Linked DNA regions of Mus musculus: all the other regions are linked to region 3. The links are chromatin loops, found by intact Hi-C in ENCODE. Cell type or tissue: heart. All regions are shown on one strand.

Evidence for each region. Peaks named below come from ENCODE experiments on the same cell type or tissue, not always from the same donor. Only the 100,000 strongest peaks of a DNase experiment are listed, where the experiment ranks them.
Region 1: it touches region 3 in a loop (6-fold over the local background); 19 of 42 quality-filtered maps call a loop at or near these places.
Region 2: it touches region 3 in a loop (5-fold over the local background); 17 of 42 quality-filtered maps call a loop at or near these places.
Region 4: a loop joins it to region 3, with 2.4 times the contacts of the local background. A loop is called at or near these places in 4 of 42 quality-filtered maps.
Region 5: a loop joins it to region 3, with 3 times the contacts of the local background. A loop is called at or near these places in 9 of 42 quality-filtered maps.
Region 6: a loop joins it to region 3, with 2.3 times the contacts of the local background. A loop is called at or near these places in 3 of 42 quality-filtered maps.
Region 7: it touches region 3 in a loop (3-fold over the local background); 10 of 42 quality-filtered maps call a loop at or near these places.

Annotation. Positions count from the first base shown.
Region 1 is chr4:126,739,127-126,743,126 of GRCm38, reverse strand. No RefSeq gene overlaps it. Among named protein-coding and RNA genes, the nearest start is that of Tfap2e, 4.9 kb to the right of the region's middle. In heart, CTCF peaks have their summits at 1,500 and 2,513 (motif pointing right); a DNase peak (open chromatin) is centred at 1,496; H3K4me3 peaks cover 299 bases; H3K27me3 peaks cover 1,244 bases.
Region 2 is chr4:126,838,353-126,842,352 of GRCm38, reverse strand. It overlaps AU040320 (expressed sequence AU040320), which reads right to left. Exons shown (of 21, transcript NM_133886.2): 13 at 2,606-2,754; 14 at 1,556-1,707; 15 at 1,109-1,247. Among named protein-coding and RNA genes, the nearest start is that of Gm25604, 21 kb to the left of the region's middle. In heart, a CTCF peak has its summit at 2,261 (motif pointing right); DNase peaks (open chromatin) are centred at 2,242 and 3,362.
Region 3 is chr4:126,552,679-126,556,678 of GRCm38, reverse strand. No RefSeq gene overlaps it. Among named protein-coding and RNA genes, the nearest start is that of Clspn, 2.3 kb to the left of the region's middle. In heart, CTCF peaks have their summits at 1,966 (motif pointing left) and 2,793 (motif pointing left); no DNase peak of the experiment used is centred here; H3K4me3 peaks cover 485 bases; H3K27ac peaks cover 188 bases.
Region 4 is chr4:126,675,136-126,679,135 of GRCm38, reverse strand. Psmb2 (proteasome (prosome, macropain) subunit, beta type 2) reads right to left here and starts at 1,493. Exons shown (of 6, transcript NM_011970.4): 1 at 1,291-1,493. The coding sequence starts at 1,381. In heart, no CTCF peak of the experiment used is centred here; a DNase peak (open chromatin) is centred at 1,515; H3K4me3 peaks cover 1,933 bases; H3K27ac peaks cover 1,267 bases.
Region 5 is chr4:127,317,455-127,321,454 of GRCm38, reverse strand. No RefSeq gene overlaps it. Among named protein-coding and RNA genes, the nearest start is that of Gja4, 5.4 kb to the right of the region's middle. In heart, a CTCF peak has its summit at 1,605 (motif pointing right); a DNase peak (open chromatin) is centred at 1,604; H3K27me3 peaks cover 1,818 bases.
Region 6 is chr4:127,003,111-127,007,110 of GRCm38, reverse strand. No RefSeq gene overlaps it. Among named protein-coding and RNA genes, the nearest start is that of Sfpq, 16 kb to the left of the region's middle. In heart, no CTCF peak of the experiment used is centred here; no DNase peak of the experiment used is centred here; H3K4me3 peaks cover 1,103 bases; H3K27ac peaks cover 876 bases.
Region 7 is chr4:127,233,747-127,237,746 of GRCm38, reverse strand. It overlaps Dlgap3 (DLG associated protein 3), which reads right to left. Exons shown (of 12, transcript NM_198618.5): 9 at 3,728-4,000; 10 at 2,688-2,779; 11 at 2,219-2,362; 12 at 725-1,597. The coding sequence ends at 1,379. Among named protein-coding and RNA genes, the nearest start is that of Gm52707, 2.2 kb to the right of the region's middle. In heart, CTCF peaks have their summits at 1,574 and 1,824 (motif pointing left); DNase peaks (open chromatin) are centred at 1,556 and 1,826; H3K4me3 peaks cover 1,409 bases; H3K27ac peaks cover 996 bases; H3K27me3 peaks cover 3,421 bases.

The sequences.
Region 1 (4,000 bases), 190 kb before region 3:
ACCCCAACCCTGGTTCCCAGGCTGTTCTGCCTGCAGGCTCCACCTAGGCCCCCAAGCCTGTAATCATCTACTGAATGCATCCTGTTGCTTACCCTCTGCTGCCTATGCAAGGCAAGGATATTCACTTGAAAACAATTCTCAGGTAAACCTGAGAAGACAGACTAACCTGTACCAAGTGGCTTAATACCCAGAAGGCAATGCAACTTTAAGCAGTGACTTCTATGGAGGTCAAAACAAAATGGGCCTGGAATCTCAAGCTCCCCAGCGCCTTGACCAAGTTCGGAGAAGTAAACAGGCTCTGGGACCTGAGGGTCAGAAGGGGCTTACCAGGTAGACAAGCAGGAGAAGGCTGTAAAGACATGCCATTCCTGTACCATGGCCCAGTGGGAAGAAGTGTCGGGTGAGGGCGGGCCAGATCATAATGTGAATACTTATTATGATTTTTTTTTTTTGAGATAAGCTTTCTCTGTGTAGCCTTGGTATCCTGGAACTTGTTCTGTAGAGCAGGCTGGCCTCAAAATCCAAGAGATCTGCCTGGCTCTGCCTCCTGAGTGCTGGGTGTACCCAGCATTTTAAATATGCGATCATGCCAAAAAAGGACCAGACAGCAGATTTTGGAGCAGATTAAATGGAATCTAGTTTGCATTTTAGAAAGATGGCTGACTGCGAAAGGAACGTCTGGAGTCCGCTGAGTGTGATGTTATGTCGATTGTAACTCAGCACTCTGGAGGCTAGAACAGGAAGGAGGTTTGGGGGCCAACTTGGGCTATGTAGCAAATGCAGGGAGACTGGGTGGGGAGGCAAGCAAAGAAGGGAGACTACTAAGGCAGGGGAGGGAGGGCTCAGACCGAGGGGAAGACATTAGAACTAAGTCAGTGATGATGAGAAGAACAAGGATGTATAGGAAGGAGTTAGGAAACGGGACTCAGCAATTAGTAATACCTGAAAAGGAGTGAAGAATGGGGAGCCAGCGATACCCCGGGTTACTGACTGTGACCGCTGTGTGGATAGTAGGACCACTCTGTCATGGCAAACATTGGGGGGGAAACGGATTTATGAAGGAATTGGTTTGGTGAATGGTTTGTGTTATTTATGGAACATTGGAGGAGTGAGTCCCTCCCCTAGCCTAGAGCACGGGAAGATAACAGGTTTGGGAGCTGTCAAATATTCTTTAGAACCAAGGGAGAGGCAGATTTGGGAGCTGTCAAGTGTTCTTTGGAATCATGGGAGTAACGGGTAGTCTGGGGAAGTGAGGGAAAGGCCACAAAGCAAATGATTACTGTCCACGGTCCTTGCGGTTGAGTTGCTCTCCTGCATGCCAAGGCCAGCGAAGCTTGAGAACAGAAGGCAGACTGAAACCTGCCTTCTCCTGAGGCTCCGTGAGAGGGTTCCAGACTCCAGAGTGAGCAAGGGGCTAAGCGGAAGCTTGCAAGGCAGGGCTGGCTCTGTCTGGGTGCCTCCACTGAGACAGGCAGGGGAGTGTTGAGCTGCAGTGGTAAGCTCCGGCCACTAGATGGGGCGTCAGTATCTTTTGCGAGATTTCATCTCAAACATTTGCAGACAGACCTGTTAGGAAGAGGAATCCGGCTCTGTCAACAAAGGAGGACAAAAAAGTTTGGGGTTTGTTTGTTTGTTTTGTTTCGTTTCGTTTCGTTTTGTTTTGTTTTAAAGAGGAGAAAACGTGAGCCTTGGAAGAGAATAAGCCAAGAATGTCAACTGAGAGTCCATGTGTATTTGAGCATGCATACCGATGTGTATATATGTCTTATCAGTGTATCTGTGCCTGTTGTGGTCTCCGTTTTCCCAGGGGTATCTCTCTGCCTTCCTCATGCCTTCATCCAGGTGTCTGTATCTAAAAAAAAAAAATAAAATAAAACCATAAGAAATCATCACCTGCATGCTTACAATGTGAAGAACCCTTGCCCCTGAAACAGAAGGGCCCAGTCTGAAACCCTGGTATTCCACAGCTCTGCTGGTCTCCAGAGAAGTAGCTCATGAAGCACATGTCCCTCCTAGAAGAAATAAGCACAGTTGCTCGTTTGTGCTCACTTATAACTGGGCCTTATGTGTAGCTATGCTAGGTCAAGGTCACATAAGAGCCCTTCCAAAGAGTCCCCTAACAGATTTGGAAAACTGTAATTATCTTTTTGGTTACTTATTTATTTAGTAGCTATTTGTTGGCTGCTTGACCCACTCCAAGCAAAGTACTAAATAGACTTTTGACTTTTTTTTTTTTAGATTTATTTATTTATTATATGTAAGTACACTGTAGCTGTCTTCAGACACTTAAGAGGGCGTCAGATCTCATTATGGATGGTTGTGAGCCACCATGTGGTTGCTGGGATTTGAACTCCGGACCTTTGGAAGAGCAGTCGGGTGCTCTTACCCACTGAGCCATCTCACCAGCCCGACTTGTGACTTCTTTAGACTTTTTTTTTTTTTTAAAGATTCCTTTATTGTTTTATGTGTGGGGTGTTCTGCCAGCCTGTCTGTGCAGCGCAATGCCTGTGGGGGCCAGAAGAGGGCGTCAGACTCACCAGATCCATCAGAACTGGAATTACAGATAGCCATTCCTGCCATGTGGGTACTGGGGATGAAACCTGACTCCTTTGAAAGAGCAGCCGGTTCTCGTAGCCTCTGAGCCATCTTTTCAGTCACACTCTTCCCCCCCCCCCTCCCCCCCAACTTTAGACTTCTGGTGAAGCGACTCACAGAGCAAGAAAGGAAAAGTAACCAGGAGTCCTGGAGTGCTAGTCAGCTTCATTCCTGGAGTGGGCCAAGGCCATGATCCCGGAGGCATTTTGCATAAGGGGAGGGGCATGGGCCAGGTGAAAGATGCTGAATGAACCAAGGAGCTGGAAGTGGATCACAAGTCTGAGAAACGCATGCCATTGTTAGAGGCTTGTTGCCAGGGCCTATACAGCACAGCCCAGATCACACTGGGAATTGTTAAAACAGATTGCTGGACTCCACTGCAGAGTTGCTGAGTCAGAGGTTCTGAGGTAGAGCCCAAGAACTGGCATTTCTAACAAGTCCCCAAATGTCACTCACTGGCAATGAGGGACTAGGTCTATGAGAAAGAGAGTAAGGAAGCTTCAGGCTCAGAGAAAGGGGGCCACGTGTTCTCTGAGGCACCCGCTCAGTCTCTTCCATGCCGGGTGCTGATTGATTCTAAGTAGAAACACTCAGGCTTTGGTGTGGTGTTTCATGCCTGTGATCCCAGCACTTTTGCAGCGGAAGCAGAAAGTTCATGAGTTCTAGGCTAGCCTGAGCGACATAGTGACACCCTATTTCATAAGCAAAAACAAACACAATCACAAACAAAGAAAATTGGCAAGGTTTAAAGTTGAAGCATGGGGTATCATTTATGGTGCTACAGAATTCAGGAGGATAAGCAGGTAAGGATTGGGATGGCAGGAAAGATGTGAGTTCAGTTTCTCTTGCAAACTTTGAATAGCTTCAGGAGATGTCTGCGGGAAGCGGGTGCGCCCGCCCGGCAGGCCCGTGAAACCCACTCGGTTACTGCCTTGCCCGAGCATGCGCAGTGAGGCTGCATGCGTGGGCTGCAAACTTTGAATAGCTGCAGGAGATGTCCTAAGGCAGAGGCTTTCAACCTTCCAGGTACTGTGACCACTTAGTAATACAGTTCCTCATGTTGTGGTGACCACCCCAATCATAATTTTTTTTTAAAGTATAGAATAGTTAATTCAGGGCATGGGGAGGGAAGTTGAGAGGGTAATGGGGAGGGGGGAACAGGAGGGAGAGGACAGAGAGAGCAAGAAGACCCATAAAATTGTTTTATTGCTACTTAAATAACTGTAATTTGGCTACTGTTATGAGTTATAGTGTAAATATTTGTGTTTGCTGATGGTGCAACCCCTGTGAAAGCATCATTTGATGCCCCTAAAGGGGTCACAACCACAGGTTGAGAACTGCCGTCCTCGGGGATAGTTCAGTTGGCATCAGTGTGTATGCTTTTGGGTTTCTAATCAGATTGACA
Region 2 (4,000 bases), 290 kb before region 3:
GGAACAAAGAGGAGTTTACTCCTAGCAGAGCCATGGGAGCTGGTTTAAGGCTTCCCATTACCCTGAGAACTGTCACACAAAGTGCCAGGATGAGGCACAGGCCAGGGAGCCTCAGGGGAGGTAAGACACGGTGGTCTTTGCGTCACCAGCCCTATCTGACACTGACAGGCACAGCTAAACTCTCCATCTATGTGTCCCCTGAGCCAGGGACATGCTGTACTTTGTTTATAAATATGAGAGACACCCCTCTGTGCACGCCTTCTCCCCACCCCCACCCCAGCCATCCTAGCAGGGAAAGTCCAGGAAGTCAAGAGATAGCTTGAGCACCATAATGTTTTGTTTTGTTTTATTTTTAATTTTACTTTATTGGTGTTTTGGCTGTGCGAATATATGTCTGTGTGTCTGTGTGAAGGTACTGGAGCCACAGACAGTTGTGAGCTGCTACCTGGGTGCTGGGAATTGAACTCAGGACCTCTGGAAGAGCAGCCAGTGCTCTTAACCGCTGAGCCCCAGCGCCATATTGTTAGCCTCTAGCACCTGGATATGGCTACGCTTGCTGGCCAGATCTGAAGCAACTATAAGTTGCTCAGGAAACCTTGAGTGGAAGAGAGTCAGGGTGCACTATCTGTAGCCTGATTTTGAACACAGATGAGACCCAGTGTGTCTCAGCCACTATCCTTCCTAGAGGCAAGGCAAGGGCTGACTGTCTTCCCAGGACCCTTCCCAAGATAGAGGCCATGCCTGAGACTGACCTAGGGCCCATCAGTCCTGCCCACTCCCACCCTTCCCTACCACAAAAACAAGCTTCTGTTTAAGGAGGACATTTATTGCTGAAACCCTGAGAAGTGTGCCGACATCGCCTCACCTTCCCTGGATTTTCAGATAAAGCCTGAGGGTCAACTTACAAAAATAAACTGTTTTCTGCATCTCCATGCTGATGAGACATCATGACTCACGCTATTGCTGTGCTCAACTTCCCATGGAACCCTGGTCGGTCATGCACAAAGGAGCAGGTGCTGGGCCCAGGCTCTGCCTGCCTGACACACTGCTGTATGGCTCGGGGCAAGCCTGCCCTCTCTGGGATGGAGGCCTTGCAGGCGGGGCTCACCAGGCTTCACTTCCACTGTCGTCCGGTCTGTGTCGCTCTCGCCCTTTGCATCTGTCACTTTCAGGTGAAACGTGTAGGTCCCCTCCACCAGGTTGGAGAGGAAGAGGACAGGGTGGTGGTCAGAGTGATTCAGCACCTCCTGGGGGCGGGAACGACATGGCTGTGCTCTGGGACAGAACGCCACCCCTTTCTTGGAGTTAGCTATTGCTTGAGCCACACAGCTCTGCTGGTGGACAGTCACCGCACTGCCCGCCACAGCTCCTAGGGTCAGGAGAGCCAAGCCCCTGAGCACAGCAGTTGTAGAATGACCCACGGGAAGGCCTCCCTGACTCCAGAGCACAATCTCAGTCTGATATCGGGGCCTGCATGGCTAAAAAAGATCCTGGAGGGTAGGAACCCCCTCTTCACCTCCCCCCTGCCCCGTCACATCCTGACACACTCACTCACCCCTGCGGCTGGGCTCGTCTCATCTCGAGTCCACAGGTAGCTGACTATCCCCTTGTCATCTGAGGACCTCGAGCCATCCAGCTCAGCTGTGCTCGTGGGCAAGGTCACCACCACGTTCCCAGCGATCTTGGCTACTGGCGGTTTGTTTATTTCTAACCAAGGAGACATCAACGACATAATGTGACATTCTGGGAAAGCAAGGCTTCACGTGCAGAGCTGCTGAGGAGCTCAGCACAGAGAGCACCTCGAATAGGGAGCTGTTAGTGCTTATCCAAGAGTGCAGAGCAAAAGCCACGCAGAGGGGACAGCATGCCTCCCTCCTGTGGCTCTACAGCAGGTCTCCACTTTAAAGGAATTTAGTGACTAGAAATGAAGACCAGGGTGCTTAGAACCAGAGGCTCAGGCTTTGCTAGTTAACAGCATAACCTCCTTTCAAGCGCTACTCTTGGTGTGTCTTCTCTCCTTGTGCTTCATAAGAAAAAGAAGAGTGTGACCCCTCTAAGCTGCGGCCCCACAGACTCTATGGCATGGAAGGTCGTCTTGCCAGGGTGTTCCTCAGCTTAGTCAGCACAATTCTGTTTGGATGTCACCCGCTGACGAGGTGACTTTTCTACTACCAGTCCATGGCCTCTCCCAAGTCCTCCCCAGACCCTGTGAAGCCAAGAGGACAAGGCAGATAGATGTTGGCCAGAGGCTGCAGTGCAGCCGCCATCCCAGCTCCTGCCAGCAGGTGTCACTGTAGCTATCAGAGAGTCACAGAAGCCCAAGGACTTAGCATAGAGGCAAAAGCAAAATGCAAAGCAAATAGCTGTCAGTGCTTTCCATTTCATGTAAGAAGGAAGAGCAGGAAGGCGGCGTGGGGCTGGGGCCAGCGGGAAGGGAAAGGGGCTTTAGAATCAGCAGCCACTCTCAAAGCTCCCTTCCCGGAGACTGCTTTTCCTATTTGCCTCTAAATCAATCCTGTACCACATAAGACAGGGCGGACTCCTGGGCTATCCCAGGAATAGATAGACCCACTAGGCTGCTGCACATGCCCACAGCAAGACGCACCTTCTTTGACAATGACATTAACGGAGCTCTGGCTCTGTAGGTTCCTCTCATCTTTGACAGTCAAGGTGAATACATAAGTCCCGACTTGCAGCCCAGTCACAGTGGCGACACTGCTGTTGGCATTCTCCAGCTGCACCCCGTCAGGTCCCCTAGACGAGAGAGTAATCAGAGGGCGGAGTCGTACCTGTCTGCTGCTCCCCTGGCAGCAGGAAGAACAATTATTACCTCAACTGAGACAGGAACAATTGTTTCCCAAACCCTGACAGGAAATGTTTAAAAATATTCCGTTTGGAAAGTATCACTTGGTCCTAAAACACAGGCTACTTCTGGTCAGAAAATTCCACTCCTCAGCTGTCAAGCACATCTCGGCTTGTCTTTTATATGAGCTTCTAGAGCATTCCACCCTTATTATTCTGGCTTATATAAGCAGTAAGTCCTCTGAGCAGCTCTGGGATCAATAGGGGGCTCTAGGATGAGGCTTCTGAAAAGCGTTTCTGGCCCCGTAGCTAGTGTGCTAGCAAAGCAGCACACTGCACTTCTTATCCACAGCCCTGAGCCGCCCTTCAGCCCACCCTGGAGAGAAGTCAGGGAAGGATGCAGGCCAAGGGGGCCAAGGACCTCTCAGGATGAAGCCATCTTCTCTCCATATCGCAGACTCCTCTAGCCCTTGGACAGCGCCACAAAACACCAGGACACTAACTACATCCTGCCTCCTTCGCACTGAGTCTCAGCACAGCGGCCTGCAGCAGGCTTCTGGCCAGCACACAGGCAAGGGCTGCACACATCCAGAGCCCTGCACACCCACGCATCCTTCCAACTAAGGACACCCAGAGAAAGCTTCCAGCTCCTAGCTCTGCTTTTGAAACTTATTACCTCTGACCCCAGCGGCTTCTCCTGAATCAGTCTCATCTAGGAAGCTCCACTAAGCACTATTTACACTGCAGCCACTGCTGAGCCTCTGCTTGGGGGCTCATCAGGTCTGCTTACAATAAACAGCTACAAGAAAAACACATCAGCTAAGGGAGACCCAGCTCTCCAGGGCAGCTGAGGAAAAGGATGTCTACTGCCTAACACGGACTTCCTAAGTAGATATTAAAACCCTTCCCCACCCACCTCCAATGCTGTAATAAGATCTCACTCTCTCTCTCTCTCTCTCTCTGTGTGTGTGTGTGTTTGTGTGTGTGTGTGTGTGTGTGTGCGTGTGCGTGTGTGCGTGTGTGTGTACACATATGTGTTAGGGGTAAACCCAGCCTGTCTTTGTGGCTGCTGTTTTGGAACTGGAGAATGTTTTCAGCTTCCCTAGAATCCCTTCAGTTCATGCAGAACTCTGGATACAAGTTAAATTCCATTTTCTATGGTTCATAAAAGCTGAAAGAAATTGTACAATCAGGAATA
Region 3 (4,000 bases):
TTTCAATGCAGGAAGTGAACTGGGAAGAAGTTCCCAGGATTCTGGGAGTGTCCCACACCTGAATTTTTTGCTGAGGGAACCTTAGACCCCAGTGGAGGCTTTCTCCATCAGTTCATCCCTGGAGCAATCCTAACCTGCAGAGTTAATGTTTTTACCTCTTCGGGTCGATTCTCTGTCCTTTCTTCCCCATGTTCTATAGGCAGGCAAGAATGTCCTTTCTGGACTGTATTGTCCCAGCTGACTTGTCTTTTGTCTTCTGAATGGTCAAGCCAGTGTTAAAACTCCTTACAAAGTTATTATAAAGAGACCAGCTGGCACAGGGAAAGAAAGATCTGAGTATTTATTATCCTCCATCCCACCCAAACCCCCCTCCTCTCTAACTCCCCCCACCCCCCTTCACCTATTCTGGTATGGTGACCAACTCTGTCCAGTTTGCTTAGGACTTTCCCAGGTTTAGCACGGAAAACCTCACATCCCTAGAATCTCCTCAGAGGATACGAGGGATGACAGTCACCTCTGACACTGGTCTCCCCTTTATCTGAATACACATTCAGATAAAAAACAACTCCATTTCTCCACATCTCCGCCCACTTCTACACCCCTAAGGGTCTTGAGCTGGGGATGCAGCTCAGTAGTAGAGCTCTTGCTTAGTTAGTTTGCATGAGGCCCTCCCTGGTATAATCTCCAGGCTTCCAAAAAATACAAAAAAGAGTCCCATCCTCATATTTTACCCCCTTTTTAAAAAAAAAAAGGCTATTTTACTATGACCGTATACATCAATGATTCACAAATATGCATCTATCTGTAGCACTTCCTCCAGCATTTGGAGGACTGACTTTTATTGGCCATACAGTTTGTGACAAACAATGGGCAGAATTTTATAATCATCATTCTCTTAATCTTTGGAGGAAGCGTGTAAGGGAAGTAATGTGATCGTCTCGCGTCCACTGTCACCTGCTCTTTATGATTTCCAGGCTCACCGAGAGCATCCTCCAAAATCTCCCTTCTCCTGTTCTGTTGCCCCAAATTACACTTCTGTCTAAAGAATTATTTCTGAGGGCTGGAACGACAGTTCAGAGGTTAAGATCACTGGTTGCTTTTCCAGAGGACCCTGGTTCAACTCCTATCACCAACATGGCAGCTCAAAACTATTCATAACTCCAGTTCCAGGAGCCCTGATACCCTTTTCTGGTCTCCATGGGCAACAGGCATGGATGTGGAGCACAGACATACATTCAAGCAAAATACCCATAAACACCAAAATGAATAAAAATGACTTTCATCTGTTAGCCTGTACTTCTAAAATTAGGCACTTTGGATCTTGACATAGCACACAGAATCAGTATACACAAATCAGTTCTAGGCCAGCAAGATGGATCAGCAGGTGAAGGTGCTTACAGCAGAGGCCTCAACCACCCTAGAGCCTAGGCGAGTTCTGTCCCTAGAACCCACAGTGGACGGGAAGGAGAGACTCCTCAAAGTTATCCTCTGATCTCCACACATATGTCGTATGCAGCACTAGCATATGTCTCTCTCTCTCTCTCTCTCTCTCTCTCTCACATACACACACACACACACACACACATAAATAAATAAATAAATAAATAAATAAATATGCCGAGATTACAAGTACATGAGAAAAATGGAACTTAACACATTCGTGCCATTCTCAAGTGTTCTGTTATTATTTGTTCCACGGAAATGAACAAAATCGAGCTAAAGAGTAAGAAAAGCTTGAAGAGATGCCTACAATGCTATTTTTGACTCTTGGTTTTGTGCTGAGAATCAAAGCCGGTGCCCTCATCCATGCTAAATAAATGCTCTCCCTCCCTGATATGTCTCTATATTTCTTTTCTTTTCGAAAAAGAGTCAATCATGTTACTATAGCTTTACTATAATTCTGTAGAATTTATGAACTGATTTAATCCAAAGGCCTGTGACACCTTATTTATGGAGAAACACTGCCACCCAGTGGTAAGTTTCAGTAATGTTATTCTACTTTTTTTTTTTTTTTTTTTTGGTGGAGGGAAGGCCCTGGCCCATGTGGAGGACTGATAACAACGTGTATTCTCCTTCTAGCATGTGGAGTCTGGGACTAGAATCCTCTGAAGCTGGAGTTAAAGGGACTGTAAATCACTAGGCAGAGGTGAGAGCAGCAAGTGCTCTTAGCCTCTAAGCCATCTTTTCAGCATCCCGATACCCTACTCTTCTTATCTGAAGCCATGTAAAGAAGGCTTGGGATGTAGTTGAAAAGGAGAATCTCTGTAAGATTGTTCGAAGAGTTATTTAATCAAACTTGTCTTTGGTAGTAGAATGGAATACTTATATCACCAAGCACTGAACTTCAAACTTTTTTTTTCATAATTTAATTTCAAACAGCTTTAAAGCTTTTACAGAATATCCTTCCTTCAGGACACATCTGGTTCTCTTTTTTAACACAATACCTCCTCCTAATTCTTAAAAAAGAAAAGAAAAAGAAAGAAAGGAAGAGAAAAGAAAAAGAGAAAGGAAGAAAGAAGGAAAGAAGGAAAGAAAAAAGAAAGAGAAAGAAAGAAAGAAAGAAAGAAAGGAGAAAGAAAGAAAGAAAGAAAGAAAGGGAAAGGAAAGAAAGAGAAGGAAAGAAAAAGAAGGAAAGAAAGAAGGAAAGAAAGAGAAGGGAAGAAAGAGAAGGAAAAAAAAAGAAACAGCTGGAGAGATGGCACAGTGGTTAAGAGCACTGACTGTTCTTCCAGAGGTTCTGAGTTCAATTCCCAGCAACCACATGGTTGCTCACAACCATCTGTAATGGGATTGGATGCCCCCTTCTGGTATGTCTGAAGACAGCAACTGTGTACTCATATGCCTAAAATAAATTAATTTTAAAAAAAAAGTCATGCGAGACCTGAAACATAGGTGTTTAATTGTTGAATGAGTGATCAAAAATCATACAAAAGGCAAAAAAAAAATCCCCAAAAAAAAGACAAAACAAAACAAAAACAAAACAAAAACAAAACAAAACAGGACCTTTCTCCAGGGTGAGTCAGCATCCAAACGGGTTATTTTCTGTGTAGAGAGGCTCCTATGCCTCAACTTTGTCCAACCTAAAGTACTTATAAAAGAGTCACCTGCTCTTTCCATAGCACCTGTTTTAAGCCTATGATAGACATGAAGCATGCAAAGACACATAAGAACCAGCTTATTCTCAGAGACCCCCCCACCCCCTACTGCCAGTTGGAGACAGGCAAGCAAGCAAGTATATGCAATATGTAAATGTGTGCAAGCGACTGTGGAGAGCTGGAGGGAGAAGCAACCATAGCTGGCGACAGACGATGGCTGGGGCAAGTCAGGGAAAATGACTCACTCACTGAATTTCAAAGATGAATTAGTGCCTCCGGCTGGCACAGAAAGCCTTCCATGTATGTGCAGGGGCTTGATAAAGCAGGTTGTGTTTGGGGAACTGAAAGTAGGTCACTGTGACTTGAGCACGGGGTATGGATGTGGGGATGGAGGGGGGGCCAAAATGAAGGCCGATAGTTACACGAGGAACAAAATGTCTGGAATGTTCTACTCAGAATTTAAACAGAATAAACGGGGCAGTTGAGGAGTCGGGGTAGAAATGGTTAAGGAGAGTGACGTAATCAGATGTATATGCCTGAGAAAGATTACTCTAGCAGTGTGTGAAAGGTGAATGGAAAAGGGATTAGACTGGGGGCAGAGAGACCAGTTGTCTCTGGGAGATTTCCGGAACTTGAACTAGGTTGATGATAGCAACAGCGGAAGAGAGATGGACTGGAAAAAAGAGGCAGAGTTAATAGTGCTGGTTGGATGGTTAGCTTTGAGGGGTGAGAGTAGAGGTGACTCCAGTGACAGACCATGATACTACCCATCAAAACTAGGAATACAGGTCACTAAGTAAAAACTCACTCATCAGAGGCTGAAGAGATGGCTCAGCAATTAAGAGCACTGACTGCTCTTCCTGAGGTCCTGAGTTCAATTCCCAGCAACCACGTGGTAGCTCACA
Region 4 (4,000 bases), 120 kb before region 3:
TGTTAAGGGTAAAAGAGATCATTTTGCATAATGTCTACTAACTTGTTTTTGGAGTGCTGAGGCTGGGGCCTTGTATATGGTCGAAACATATGTTGCCACTGAATTGTAGACTCAGTCCCAAATTACACAGATTTGAACCTAGGTTCTACCACCTGTAAGCTTAGAAACTTTTTCTTTGATAATTTTAAAATTTTTATTTATTTATTTAGAGACTCTCTCTCTTGTTCTGCACAGGTGCACATTGCCACAGAACAGGTGCACAGGTCAGAGGACAACCTGCAGGATGTTGGGGTGGGGTCTCTTCCTCTGCCATCTGGGTTCTGGGACCAAACTCCGGTTGTGAAGCCTGGGCAAAAGCATCTTTACTACTGAGTTATTTCAACATCTCCTTAAGAAAGTTTTGTACATATACACACATATACACACACACACATACATATATACACATACATAGATATGTATACGCACACATATATGTACACACACACACATATATATGCATGTGTGTTATATATAATATATACTATATCTATACATCTTAGTTATACATATTCTGTCTCCAAAACTAACTGCAAGAAGGGCACATAGTAGAGCCAAACTTTTAACAAATTAAAATGTTAACGATGGACACACCTGATACATATATGCTTCAGTTTGTTAAGTGTTTGTCCAATGCTAACTCCTTCACTCAATCCTCTCAACAAGTTTTGAGTTGGTTATTAGTAATTTGAGAGATAAGAAAATCTGGGCACGGGAAAAAAAATAACGTACAAAACTCACAGAGCAAATAAAGAGAGGCCATCTCTGCTGCATTCCACTATTTAACGACAAGTAAAATCTAGCAGCCAGGGAAAGGCGGAAGAGGCTCTGAGGTGAGCCACTGAAGACAGCGGAAGCAGAGTGGAAATGCCAAACTCTGGGGAGTCTCACTCTCCCCAAGATCCCACCTTAGGGCACCCACAAATTATAACTTCTATCTGGGGCGACTGAAACTTGCCAGAAATTCAGAAATTGGAGGCGCCGGGCACACACTTGAGCTCTCATAAACTTAATTCCCTCACGCTGAGCAACTCTCACCTAGCAAGCCTCATCTGACCCAGAATCCCAAACTAGAGCCCTAAGCTTGTCTGCCGGCTCCCCCGGCTTCTCAATCCTGCAGTGCCAGCAGGGCAGAGCACACTGGGCTCCATCTTCCAAGCTGCCCAGAGGGAGGCCCACGGTCCCCTTCACCAACTCCCGCCGACTGCCCCTCCAGCCAGGCCCGCCGGGCCTCCCCCTGCTTCCTCTCACCGTCCTTCATCTGGACAATATTGCTGGCGGCCACTCGGTCGGAAGCGACGAGGACATAGTCTGGGCCCTGGATGCCAATGAGGTACTCCATGGTGCCGGGAAGCGGGAGGCTGCAGAGGCCACGGACAGGGACACTTCCCGGGTACACGACCTCACCAGTGAGACAGCACACCCGGACTGAGCTGGGGGTGACGCAAGACGCGCGACGGCCCAGTCACTGGCGCGGCCCAATGACGTCACCTCTCGCGAGAGAGCAGGCGGGAGCTTGGGTGCTTTTCCGCGCTGAGATTGCGGAGTGGGCTGGTCTAGAGGTGTGGTTTGGAAACGTAGCTGTGGGTGATGGGGCGTTGCGTTTCCTTATCTACCAAGTCGAATTTTAGAGTTTGCACGCAAATCAAGCCGTACCCTGTGTAAGAAGTACCAGCACGTGTGGGTGCTACAGAGGAGAGGAGGTCTTCAGCTTTCTGGTTTTCATTTCCTTGCTCGTTAAACAAACGGGAAAATTTTCCCTGCAAGCCAGATTGAAGAACAATTTCCCCGAGCCATAGAGTTAAGGACCAGGGGAGCAGCCTAGGACAACACATCTCAAAAGCAAAACAAACAAACAAACAAAAAACCTACTTGGCGGTGGTTCCCTCTTGAAATCCTAGTACTGGATAGACAGAGGCAGAAAGCACGTTAGTCAAGCCTGTCCCTCGAACCCACGGTAGAAAGAACAGACTCCCCAAAGTTTTCCTCTGACCATCACACTAGCGCGTTCATCCCCAATACAAATAATTTTTAAAAAAAATTTTAAATTTAAATATTTTACTATACTTCTGTTTCATTACATTTAAAATATTATTTTAAAAATGTATTTATTAATGTAAATGAGCTAAATACCTAATAAAAATGGGAAAAAAAAGTATTTATTTACACTCCAGCCATTGCCCCCCTCCCCAAAGTTCCTCATCCCAACAAATTTTTAAATGTTCACTTTTATTTACTTATTTTTTATATTTTGATTTGTCCCGACAGGATTTCTTGGCTACTCTGAAACTCACTCTTATAGACTAGGCTGACCTCGAACTCAGAGATCCACCTGCCTCTGCTTTCTGAGTGCTGGGATTAATGTATTGTGACACCACCACCCGGCCTTTTTTGAGAGATGGGGTATTACTACTATGTAGCCTTGGTTGTCCTGGAACTAATTTAATTGTGTTGACCAGACTAACTTCAAATTCACAAAAATCTGCCTTCCTCTAACTCATCAGTGCTAGAATTAAATTCCTGATCCACATGCCCTACATGAAATATTTTGGAAAGAGTAAGATAGGAAATTAGGGATGGACTGGAGAGATGGACCCGTGCTTAAGAACACTGGCTGCTCTTCTGGAAGACCTGGAATCAATTTCCAGTACCCATAAGGCAACTGGAAGACAGCTATCAGCAACTCTGGTGTATCTCTGTCCTCTGAAGGCACTTCACACACTTGATGCACACACATACATTCAGGCCAAAACCCCATAACACATAAAGTAAAAATAATTCTTTTAACAATAGAAAGGGTAATAGAGGAGAGACTACAATTAAACTGCATATAGAAATGTCTTAGTGAAACTTGTGACTTTGTACAGTTAATATACTTGTGCCGGCTAGTCCTCTGTCAACTTGACACAGACTAGAGCTATGTGAAATGAGGCAACCCTTAATTGAGAAAATGCCTCCATAAGGTCCAGCTATAAGGCTTTTCTTAATTAGTGATTGACGAGGGAGAACCAACCCATTATGGGTGGTGCTGTCCCTGAGCTGGTGGTCCTGGGTTCTATAAGAAAGCAGGCTGAGCAAGCCATGGGAAGCAAGCCGGTGAGCATCCCCCTCCCCCGTAAGGCCTCTACATCAGCTCCTGCCCCCAGGAGCTTGACCTGTTTGAGTTGCTCTCCTGACTTCCTTCAGTATTGAACAGTGCCATGGAAGTATAAGCTGTTTCCTCCTCAACTTGTCTTTTGGTCATGATAGTTCATCCCAGCAGTAAAACCTGTAACTAGGACCGTACTTTAATAATAAAACCTTTTTGCCAGTCAGTGTGGTGCACACCTTTAATTCCAACAGTCTGAAGGCAGAGGCAGACCGATCTCTGAGTTTGAGGCCAGCCTGGTCTACAGAGCAAGTTCCAGGGCAATCAGGGCTACACAGAAAAACCCTGTCTCAAAAAAAAAAAAAAAACAAAAAAAAAACCACAAAATAGAGTTTATTAAATATACATTATCTTTCGAATGTATCCAAAGGAATGTCTGCACAATAATCAAAACATTTCTGCACAGACTAATGTGTTGCACCACTGCGGTAGTGATGAAAAGAGGACCAACTTCCATGTTTAAGTAGAGATGTTTTACATATGCTGCTAATGGCACACAGTGATACACTACTCATCTATTCCAAAGAATGAGATGGGGCTGAGGTGATGGCACCATCAGTAAAGTGTTTATTTCACAAGCTTGAGGACCTCAGCTCAAAGCTCTGGAACCCACAGGCCTCACACAGTGCTATGTGCCTGTAGCCTCAGTGATGGGGAAATGAGGGGTGCAGGCCAGGGGGTCCCTGGGAACTCATGGGCCAGCCAATCTGGCATGAATGGTGACGTTCAAGGCCTCAAAAGACCCCACTTCAAAACAAAAGAGAAAGTGGAATGTGCCTAAGGACACACATGCACGCACACACACATGCACAC
Region 5 (4,000 bases), 760 kb before region 3:
TGGGAAAAATTAGGAGGTGTGGCCTTGTTGGAGGAGGTGTGGCCTTACTGGAGGAGGCATGTCACTGAGCTGGGCTTTGAGCTTTCAAAAGCCCCCACCAGGTCCAGTCTCCCCATCTCTCCACCTGCAACTTTCAGATCAGATGTGAGTTCTCAGCTACTACTCCATCTTATGCCTACTTCCCTGCCCCCATGTTCCCCGCCATGATGATAATGGATTAAGCCACTGAAACTATAAGCCAGCCCCCAGCTAAATGCTTTCTTTTATAAGTTGCCTTGGTCATGGTATGGTTCTATTGTTACAGCAATAGAACAGTGACGACGACACTAGGCAAGCACAACCAAGCTTCATTCCTAACCCCTCCAGCATCTTCCAGAAAATCAAGCCAAAGCCTTCAATATGAGACTGGCTGAACTGCAAAGACAATTCATGTCCCAGGCCCAGAAGGTGTTAAAGTAAGGGCACTAAGTGGTAAAGAGTGGGGTCCTGTAACTTGGAATGGAGATGTGTGGGAGGACCAAGGACTTTCGATCCTCAGCAGAAGATGTGCTCCCATCCCCTGCAATATTTTCTGCCTTTGACTGAGGAAATTAACCCTTCATTGTCTGCTAAACCAGCATGAATTTCTCTTAAGGAGATGCCAGGCAAGCCAATACTGATGTCCCCCAGGGCCCACCAATAGTTGTCTCTAGATCTATAACCAGACCAAAGCTTAAGGCAGTCTCGTAGCGGAGAGATAGAAAGTGTGGTTCGCAAGGAAGTACTACTCATGAGGTACTACTAAGGAGCTTAATGAGTTTGCTAATTAATTCAAGCAGAAGTCTGAGGAATATGTGTGGGAATGGATCTTAAGGGCATGGGCTAATGGTGAACGGAACATAAAACTGGGTCAGGCTGAGTTTATTAATATGGGCCCATTGAGTGGAGATTTTTAGGTTGAATGTGGAAGGTGTTTGAATGGTTAGATAAAGCATTTGTCAAAAGATGGCCGACTGAAATGGAGTTAAAGATGCCCGATATCCCCTGGTTTGGTGTTGATGAAGGAAGTTGAAGGAAACCATGACGTCAGAGCAGGTACCCTATGTAAAACCTAATTCTCCACAATGGAAAGGCCCAGAAGATGTGCCATTCACTAATCCTGTGGCGTGCAAAATGGTGATAGGTGTACCAACACATTTGAAGAGCTCTGTTATTGCCCTTTTCCTTGTGCCAGACCTTAGGGTTGGAGGCGCTGCTGCACCGTTGCATGAATTAAGTGCAGTGGGTTTAATTGAGCCCCAAAGTAGAAAGGAGCAGGGGCCAGGTGGCAGCCCTGAATCAACAAAGGCAAAGTGATCAGAGTCATAATGGCAGCATAAGCAAAGCAATGTCATAACGGCCTGCCCTGTAATGCACAGGCAAAGGGATGTTTGTGGTGGCATGACTTTTGGGACGGGATAATCAACCATGGTGTTTCCTGGCATGGAATAGATAAGATGCCTACTAAATTTTTGCCCAGCCCTGGGCATTGAGCCTTTGACAGAGATCCATTCAGTGCACGGATCCACCAGGAGTTTGTATCTTTCTGCAGTCATGACTAAGTTCACAGCAATCATCACTCTTACCACTAGGTGGCACTCATGTCCCTTTGGAGTGCACCTCTTCCCTTCTGGGAGGCTTGAGGGGTCAGAGCAGGCATCCTTCATTCCTGCCATGGATGAAGATGCCACTTAGAAGTCTCCAAGTCAGAGTGTAGTACACGTGGGCACCACACCCGACAGCCCCAGACAACCAAGAGAACTTTTTGTCTTCATTCATTCTAGAACACAGGACTGTGTTGTGTGTGGACTGATTTTGTGTTGTTCCCCCCCCCCCCACCTCCAAACCATATATTAAAATCCTACCCTCGGTGTGATGGTATATTAGGTAGTGGACCTTTGGAAGATGTTTGGGTCAAGAGTAAACCCCTGTCAAATGGGATTAGTGTCCTTATAAAAAGAGACAGGAGAAACCCAGTATGGTATCACCCACCTAAACTCCCAGCACTTGAGAGGCTGAGGCAGGAGGATCATCAGTTTGAGGACAGTTTGGTCCACACAAGGAGACTCAAAAGACAAACGAAAACGAAAGGGTGTGGGATGAGTTGAAAAACGGCTCAGTTGGTTAGAGAGCTTGCCTAGCCTGCACGAAGCCCCGGGCTCAATCTCCAGCACCCACAGAGCTGAGTGTAACAGCGTTCCCTTAATGTTAGCATTCAGCAGGAAGAGCTAGAGGATCAGAAGTTCAAGGCTATCCTCGGCTATATGTGGAGTTTGAGACCAGCATGGCCACATGAGGTTGTTGGGGGGGGGGGGGGGAGAAGGGAGCGGAGTAGCTGAAGGGAGAGAAGAAGAGGAGGAGTGGAGGAAGGGAAGAATTTTTTTTTAAGGATCTTTCTGTCCTGTGAATATGTCAGTCAGATGTCCTTTCCCAAGAACCTGGCCATGCCGCATGACAACTGGTCTCTGGCTTCCAGACCTTCATGGAAGGAACATTTTGGTTTAAATCATTGAGGCTCAGGTATTCTGTTGACAGCAGCCCGGCCTAGGTAAGACACCCCCCGCCCCCCCACCTCCTGCTCCTGACCCTGGGAGGCTGGCTGAAGAGGAACTGAGAATCACACAAACATTAGGGAGTTGGGATTCCCAGATGGGAAGGGGCAGAACCATGGTGACACCAGATCCCTCCCGGAGCAGAGCACCCTGTCGTGGACTGGCCATGAGCTGTGACAGCAGAAGCCGACCTGGACTTGCTACCAGCTGGCCTGCCACCTGATGCAGTCTGCACGCGTCTGCCTGTGTCACTCGCATAGTTTATATTTTAACACGTCCTGATGGGGGGACATGCTGCAAAAACCCAAAGGGAGACCACAAGTTCCTCTGTCCCCAATGATCAAAAGTCATCTCTGACAGGGCCTGACGGTATCCGCCCTACCCGACAACTAGCCTTTCACCTTCTTCAACTCCTTTTCAATCACCTGTCTCAGTCACGCCGACCTCCTCATTGCCCCTCAGGGAGGAGACACCAAGGCACACCCCTGCCTCAGGAACTTGACACCCAGGTTCTCTGCACCTGGAATGCCTAGGCAGCCATGGGACTTCCTTCTTCCTTAGAGGCTCAGCCTCTGTGGCAACTGTTTGGTGCAAATTTCTCTTCTATAGGAACTTGAAACTGGATACTCCGTGTGCTCTGTGCCTCATGTTCCCTACACCCACCCCGCCACCATATTTGTTTGAATCACTAACCATTTTTTTTTTTTGTATTTTATTTTTGGTGTTTTGTTTTGTTGTCTTTTCTGTCTTCTCACAGCTAGAAAGTAAAGTCCAGGAGGCTAAGAATCTCTTGTGTTCTCTGGCTGCCGACAGTGTCCGGACAGTGTTACAGCATCAGAAAGCACCCAGTAAGCGTATGCTGAATTGGTAATTCCATCTACAGGCCTGGTGCCCTGCTTTGCGCTGCTTGCCTGCCCGTAAGATGCTTCCAGTGTAATGGGGCAGGGGAAGCAAAGAGAAAGGCAGGCAGGCATTCAGTGGATACCACTTCCACCTGGCCAGAGAAACCATTCTGGAGATATGTTGCATAGCAATGTGAATATATTTGATACAGGTTGAAGTTAACTTGGTTGAGTTGGCAGGTTTTGTTTTGATAGGGGTGTGTGTGTGTGTGTGTGTGTGTGTGTGTAAAATGAGGCCCTCCTACACACCCACTGCATCTGTGTTAAAGGTCCTGCCAAGCTGACTGATTAGAACTGTAATTATAGGGAGCAGAAATGTTAGCGGGTCTCAAGTCAAATTACCTTAGGTTATCTTTACCACCCCCAAAGACAGGTATCGCCCACCTCTGCATTCCACCTAACACCCTTGGGACAATTAGGTAATATCTTTGGAATACACAGACTCCTAGCTTCCACCAATCCAAAGGCTAAGAGCATCCTGAACGCATCTGAGGCCAGCAGGAGGGACTTCCCTGCTTTGCCAAGACT
Region 6 (4,000 bases), 450 kb before region 3:
AAATTCAACATTTGGAACTGAACATAAAAATCAAATAAAGCTCATTTGACTTAGGTGTGGCAGGGCAGAACTGATGAAAATAATCGTTTATATGTGAGTGTGAGGCTAGTCTGGTCTACAGAGGGAGTTCCAGGATAACAAAGGACTGATATACAAAGAAAGCCTATGTCAGCCAGGCAGTGGTGGCACATAATCCCAGCACAAAGGAGGCAAAGGCAGGTGGATTTCTGAGTTCAAGGCCAGCCTGGTCTACAAAGTGAGTTCCAGGACAGCCAGGGCTATACAGAGAAACCCTGTCTTGAAAAAAGAAAGAAAAGGAAAGAAAAGAAAAGAAAGAGAAAGAAAGGCAGAAAGAGAAAGAGAGAGAGAGAGAGAGAGAGAGAGAGAAGAAAGAAAGAAAGAAAACCTGTGTCAAAGGAAAGAAAGAAAAGAAAAGATAAATTTGGAGCTGGAGAGATTGCTCAGCAGTTAAGAGCAGACTGCTTTTCCAGAGATCCTGCATTCAATTCCCAGCAACCACATAGTAGCTCACAACCACCTACAGTGGGACCTGATGCCCTCTTCTGGTGTGTCTGAAAACAGCTACAGAGTACTTATGTAAAATAAAAAAATTCAAACCCTAAGTTATGAGTCTCACTTTATATTTTTTATGTCAATCATGTGTATATGTGCATGTCTGTGTGCTGGTGTGTAGGTATTTGCATGTGAATGTCGGTGCCTGAGGAGATGGAGTTCCAGGGAGTTTTTCCCATGCTTGACCCTGGTGCTGGGGAATCATCAGGAAGAACAAATACATGCTCTTAACCCATGAGCCATCCCCAGCCTAACTTCACTTTCTCCAACACTAAGACTGAAGCTAGGTCCTCCTACATGCTGGGCAACTGTTGTGCCTTCTATATAGCCTCTGCCTTCTTTTTACTTCTTGAGACGGACGCACTAAGCCCTGGTTGGGCATGAACTCATCCTGTAGCCAAAGTGTGACTTTGAATTTTAACAGTCTTTCCGAAGGTGCGATAATTAAAGGACCGACTGTTCTTCCTTCCGTTTGTTTCCCTCACCTCACAACAATGGCGACCGTAAGTAACTCCCTCACAGCGTTATTGTGAAGGCTAGACGCTAATAGTTTTAGGAAAGGCTGTGGTCCCCAGGCCTAGGGAATTTTAGGTACTCAACAGATGAGTTCTAAATGCAGCATCTCCCTTCTCTTGGCGCTCATACTAATAAAGAAATGAGAAGACAGATTCAGAATCGGTTTTTCCATCATCTGAAAAATGCTCACGCACGAAGACTCCGGGTAAGTATAAGTCCTGTTGTTGCCTGTGTTCAAGGCAAGGCAGTGTTAGCTGAAGAGAGCATCTAAATGAGTTACTCTGGGGTTGCATTAAGCCTCTCTGTTGTTCCAGCATAATGGATGACTTACACAATGTAATCTTTAGAGTTAGTTGTTCCAGGCAAATTACTCAGGTGAGTGACCGTGGGCAGGCGTTTCTTCCCGAACCCCACACTCTTTCACGGCCTGGATTAATTGCATCTCTTTCCTCGCCAGCATCTTTGCGAATCCCTCCCACAGACCCAGGCTGCCCACCGGCCTCAGGATTGATGGCGGACAGCAGGGAGGGGCCGAGTACAAAAAGAGGGGGTTGAATTATTCTAAACAAACACAAATCTAAGAGGGCAGAGGTAAAAGAAGACCGAGGAGGGAAAGAAAGAGTGTTAAGTGGGTTTTCCGGAAAAGATCCCCAAAGAGGTTTGGCTTGCAGCCCCGCGAGCCAACCTCCGCCCCTCCCCCAAGCCTTCTTCCCAGTGCTGAATTTTAGAGCGAGTGAGCCACGTGCTGGCTGCCTGCTCAGCGCCCTAGGGGAGAGGATTCGAGCGAGCTGGAGGATCTGCCTGCTCAGGCTGCTTTGCACAATTGGCCACAGTGCTTTGGTAAGAGCTGATTCCTCTAGGTGCTCATGTCCTGAAACTCTGAGCAGCGTCTTTGTAAAACCAGACTGAATACAAGCACATCACCTATCCCTTTGGGGTCACAGTTTCTACTCTGCCGGTTCCCTCCCTCATCAGGGACCAGAAGCAAGTGGCCTCTCTTCTATCTTTTCTTGCAATCCCTCTCTTTAAAGGAAATTACCACAGTCGCATAAATCTGTAACTTTTGATCCTAGATAAACTGTGGGGAGAAGCGTACCTGGCTGTTGCCAGGTAACTGGGATGGAGCTTAGACAGAATGCTAACACAAAATCATTGTAAGGGTCCTTGATTCCCTAAACAATGACACCCCAGACTCAAATAAAGGCAGCAAAGAGTGTTTTATTCTGCTGAAGTCCAGCATGCTGGGGTCTCTCCATTACCAAGATAGAGAAACAACCAAGTGAGCTTGCAGACCTGATTTAAAGCACATTAGAGGGTTCTGTGATAGTGGACCTTTATGTTAATCGGCTGGGTCATTTCTGTAGACATTCCATTACCAGGTTGTGGGGGCTGGAAACTTGCTGGAGAGGTCTGGAAACTGTTGCTGAGGAAGCAGCTGAGGAAGTCTGGAAACTGCTGCTGACCCATTGTCCTTGCCTCAGGCTAGGTGGTGGGGCAGCTTCTGAGGCCTGGACTTGCCTGGAATTGTCCAGTTCTTGAAAACAGCGATTTAGGCAGAGTCTCCTTAATTGTCAATTTGAAACCTGTCGTGGAATCAGCCTGGCCCTTCTCACCTTTAAATCTAAAACAGTAATACTTCTAATCTTTTACTTGATGTTTTAACCAATTCCATAAAAAAAATTCCTTTGGGCTGTTCTCTATCTTCTCAAGGAATTGCCTATACCCGATTTCTTTAAAACAAAACAAAACAAAACATCCTGGGCTGGAGAGATGACTCAGTGGTTAAGAGCACTGACTGCTCTTCCAGAGGTCCTGAGTTCAATTCCCAGCAACCACTTGGTGGCTCCCCACCATCTGCAATGGGATCAGATGCCCTCTTCTGGTGTGTATGAAGATAGTGACAGTATATATATATTTTATATATATATAAAATCTTTAAAAAATACCAAAAAAAAACAAACAAAGCAGACAAAGATGTCTTATGAATAATTACAAACTTTTTTTTGACATTAGTTTCAAATCTAGAGCCTCACTAATGCTAGGTAAAATGCTGAGTTAATAGCTACACACGTGTGCATGCGTACACACACACACACATTTAAATTATATGCATACATTTAGATTTGTTTATTTTATGTGTATGAGTATTTGCATATATATACATACATACATACACACACACATATATATATATATACACACACACACAGATACACAGAGAGAAATATAGGGAATTTAGGGAAAGCATGTCAGAACTGAAAGCCTGGTGGAACTGGAGTTCATGGGTGGGTGGTTGTAGGCCACCAAATGGGTGCTGGAAATCAAACCTGGATTTTCTGGGAGACTAATGAACACTCTTTTTTTTTTTTTTTTAAGATTTATTTATTATATGTAAGTACACTGTAGCTGTCTTCAGACACTCCAGAAGAGGGAGTCAGATCTCGTTACAGATGGTTGTGAGCCACCATGTGGTTGCTGGGATTTGAACTCTGGACCTTCAGTAGAGCAGTCGGGTGCTCTTACCCACTGAGCCATCTCACCAGCCCCACTAATGAACACTCTTAACCACTAAGACCCACTATAAAGCCTAGGCTGGCCTCAAACTTTTAACAATACTCTTGCCTCCTGAGCCTTAGGGTTCTAATGAACCACCACCCCTCCCAGACTCCTTTGGGATGCTTTTTGGATTTTGTTTTTAAATATTTTTTAAAATTTAAAAACATGTAGAAGATGACCTTGAACTCCTAATTCTCCTGCCTCTGCTTTCCCAAGAGTAGTATTTTCACTACATCTCACTAAAGAACACTTCAATACTAATTGAGATGATAAAGTGGGTTATGAGGTACATTGTATGCATAGGTGTGTGTGCATGCGTGCATGTATATATGCAGGTGCTCTCAGAAGGCCAAAA
Region 7 (4,000 bases), 680 kb before region 3:
ATCACAGATCTAAAAAGACGTCATGAATTGGCCTCGGACCTGACTGGGCCCACTACTTCTAGCTTTGTGACTCTGGAGAGCCCACTTACGCCTCCTTGAGCTTCATAAGCCCTTTCTCTCTGAGGCACTGGTCCCTTGGCAGACCCTCAGGAGGCATTCAAAAACCTAGGAGTGCCTCCTTTAAGTTTCTCAGTGAAGTTGTGTCCTTTATAACTCCTGCGAAGTGTCCACCCACAGGAAGCATCAGAGAAAATGGCAGTGCGAATCTGGAGTTTGCAGCTGCTGACTGGATTAGGCTGGAGCAAGGAAGAGCACTTGCCTGTCCTCTTTGGAAAGCGAATGCGCATTCGGTGATTTCTAACAATAACCAGGGCCCCACCCACCCTCCCACCCCATCTATGCTCATTTGTACACGTGCCGTGGGCCGAGCACTGAACGTGGGACAAGGCTGGGAGGCAAAGGGACCTGGTTTGAATGAGGGGCGAATGGGTCCCTTCCCTCTCCTTTACACACCAGCAGGACCCCTCTCAGAAGGCACAAGTCCTTATTGGGATGACCGGGATCCCCTTTCTCTCAGCTAACTCTTCTCCCAAAGGGCTTAGACAACCCCTGAGGTCCCGAACCAAGAATGCTCAAGCTCCTGGCCCTTTGTCTTCCTTTCCCACACCCCCATCTTATTAGACACCCCGGCTCCCCCAGGTGGCCTCTTCTGGAGAGATTTGGCTCCGGTGCAGTTCTGCGGTTTTATTTTTCCTGGGATACTCAAAGGGATGTGGGAACAGCCACAGGTGTGGTGAGGGAAAGCCCCTGTCTCCCCTCCCCAGATGTGGGAAAGGGGAGAGGCCCAGGCGCCCTGGTCCTGGATTGGTCCAGCCACTGTGGTCCCTGGGCCCTGTGGGCAGAGGGCTGAGGGTGGAGCCCTGGGAAGGTGGGGCGGGCTCCTAGGCGGGGTTCGGGATTCTTCATAAAAAGCCACGAAGCTTGATCCCCACGAAGCCCAGCCCCGCGGGGTGTGGGGGGGACGCAGAGCCCAGATGGGGGACCCGGCCCGGCCTGGCCCGTGGAGGGGTAAAATAATGGCAGAGATGGTGCCCATGGGGGGAAAAAGGTGAGGGGGTCAAAGCGTCGGACCAGGAAGATGGGAGTTCCAAGTGAGGGGCGCAGGGCGGAGAGGCACGACCCCCAGCCTAGCCCGGGCGCCTTTGCGTGGGATCAGGAAGGTAAAAAACCCACGAAAGCGCGGCGGGCAGAAGCCGGGGCGTGCGGTGCCGGCAGGGCGGGCGCACGGAGCTGCCCGCGTTCACAGTGACCTCGACGCTGGGTGTACAGTACGGGTAGAAAACCGCGGGCCCGGGTCGGACTGGGCGGCCCGGGCGGGTCACAGCCTGGTCTGGGCCTCGGGGATGTAGATCTCGATGCTGTCCGCGCTCTCGGTAGCCGAACTGTGGCGGAACGAGGCGGCGCGCTTGGCCGCCAGGAGCCGCTTGCGCGCTTCCTGCCGCTGCCGGTCCACCGAGTCCAGGGAGCGCTCCTTCACCGGCACGCCCCGCCCCCGCGAGGGCTTCTTTGGTATCGGCGGAGGGACCTTCTTCTCCTCCTGTCGGGAGAGCGCAGAGCTGAGCCGAGCCGCGGGGAGCACCGCAGCATCCCTACTTGCGCCCCGTCCCCCGCCCTCCCCCCCGTGCAAGTTCCCCATGGGATGGATTTCGTGAGTCTCCCAATGGGACAGCGTCTAGAATTGGCCACATCGCTGGGACTGGAGGCTTGCAGGCGCACGAGGTCAAAGCTGGTCAAAACCCCTGTACCGGTCTCCAAAGAATAACGGGCTCGAGCGCCCCCTGGTGAAGCCGTTTTCAGCTAGCACCTACATGCCGGCTGAGGGGTTGTGGGGAGCATTGTCAAGGGCTCCAGGGGCTGGCCTAGTCTCACCTGCGACACTCATCTCAGACATAAGTCTAGCCAGTAGAAGGCTGAACATCGCCTAGAAAATCTAGCTCTACTCCCCACATTGCAGCTGGTCAGAGGTGGCCAGTGTGCAGCAGTGTGAACAGCTGGATCAAGCACAGGGCAATGGCCAGGGAGCATGGCTGTTTTATCTAAAGCTGTTCCTGCTGCCCGTGCGTCTGTTTCCCTGTGACTTCTCCACACCCACACACCCCTTTCTGAGAAGGACATTACAGAGTGTGGCTTCCTGGTCTGACGGGTCCCACAAGCACACCTTCGGCTCCAGGAGTTTCCAGCTGTTGGCCTTGAGTTGTTGTAGTTCCAGGAACTTGAGGGTCACATCCTCAATGGAGAGCTGCAGGAGGTCCCAGAAACCGGCCAGGTCCTGGAAGGTGGGCACAGGGAACGCAGTGGGGTCCTGCCGTGGTGGGACACACAGGGGGGGGGGCAGCCAGTCAGGGAGGTCTGACCCCAGGCAGGCTCAGGGAACGCTATGCTCAGTCTAGGGAAATGGGTTGAGGAATGGGCAACAGGGACAAGGAAAAGCCAGGGTCTCTCCAGCCTGGGCACAACGGGCCCAACCTTGAGGCTCTGTACTCCAACAAGTCACATCTGACTTTTTTTGGGTTCTTTGGGCCACACATAAGCCACCCTTCCAAGTCCACAGACCTGGTCCTATCTCTCAGTCACGCTGGGTCACCTGTCAGATCCACACACCTCACTCTCTCCTCACAGACACTCACCAAGCTTTGCTGACACAGCCTGAAGAACTGCTGGACCTTCTGAGACAGGAGAAGTTGCGTACTGCCCACGGCACTGCGAATCTTCTCTAAGACTAAAGAACAGAAGGAGGCTCAAGGGGCTGGGGGCGGGGGTGAGATCTCTCTTTCCTAACTCCCCAGGAAGTTGAGATGCTCACTTCCTGACTAGTGTACTGGCTCATCTCCTCCAGCCCCCTTCCCATCCTATACTCAAACTTGCCTACAACAGCTCCTATCCAGCCACCTCGAGAACTTTCATCCTCAGTGAAGCTCCTTCCATTACACAGCCTGCATTTACCAAGTGCCGATCCTTCTGTAGGAGGAAGGCCTCCCACCTGTGTTCCCTGTCTAGCCCTCCAGCCCTGGCCAGAACATCAGCTCAATGGTCAGTCACTGGCCGTATTCTGTCACTAATCAGTACATGCCTCCTTGGTTTGTTAAAAATTTTGATTCATCTCTGGTTAGGGATTCTGTGGGAAGCCTATGGCTCCCTTCAGAGTGGACTCATAGGGAAGGGGTATACTGTTTGTGACAGGGCTATCTTCCATGCCAACCCTCCCATTTCTTCCTCAGACTCGTTCTTGCTTGAACTGCCTCCTCTGAATTCCTCACTCGCTGAGGAATCCCAGCATCCCCTGGGAGAGTCCCATCTTAACAGCTCAAATCAGAATGTCTGTCGTGTGGTCCCAGCCTCACTGTCAAGCTTAGACTGGATTGCTACACTTGCTCAGATTTGAACAGATTGTTCCCCATGGAGTTAGTGACTTAGACTGGTAGCTGCCTACTAGAAAATCTAGCTTTTGGCCTGGTCATGATCCTCCTAAGTCCTAGCCTTGGCCTCTAAAGATGTCCTGTTCCCAGTAAGAACTTCAAGTTCTAGCACTGAAGGACCAAGCATGAATGGGAGGGACCTGCTGGTGCATTGCAGCCAGGGCTACCATCATGATACCCTGCGCCTGCCCACGCTATCCAGCACAGGATGCCAGCGCCCCTCTCCCCTGTGTGGATGGCAGCGGACTCACTCTCCTCGGGCAGCTCATAGTCCTCCGCCTCACGCTCCATCTGCTGGCACCAGTGTTCCAGTTTCTCCACCTCTGCCCGCAGCATCTTGATGAACCACTCGCCATCCCGTGGGCAGGGGGACGTGCGGCCTGAGTCGGGGAGGCTACGTGAACCCCGCTCCATCCAGGAATCACGGCGGCCGGACCCGGGACCGGGGGCTGGGACAGGGGTAGGGCCAGGCGACCCATCGGTGGCCGGCGGCTCATACGGCAGTGGGTAGCCCTCGCGGTAGG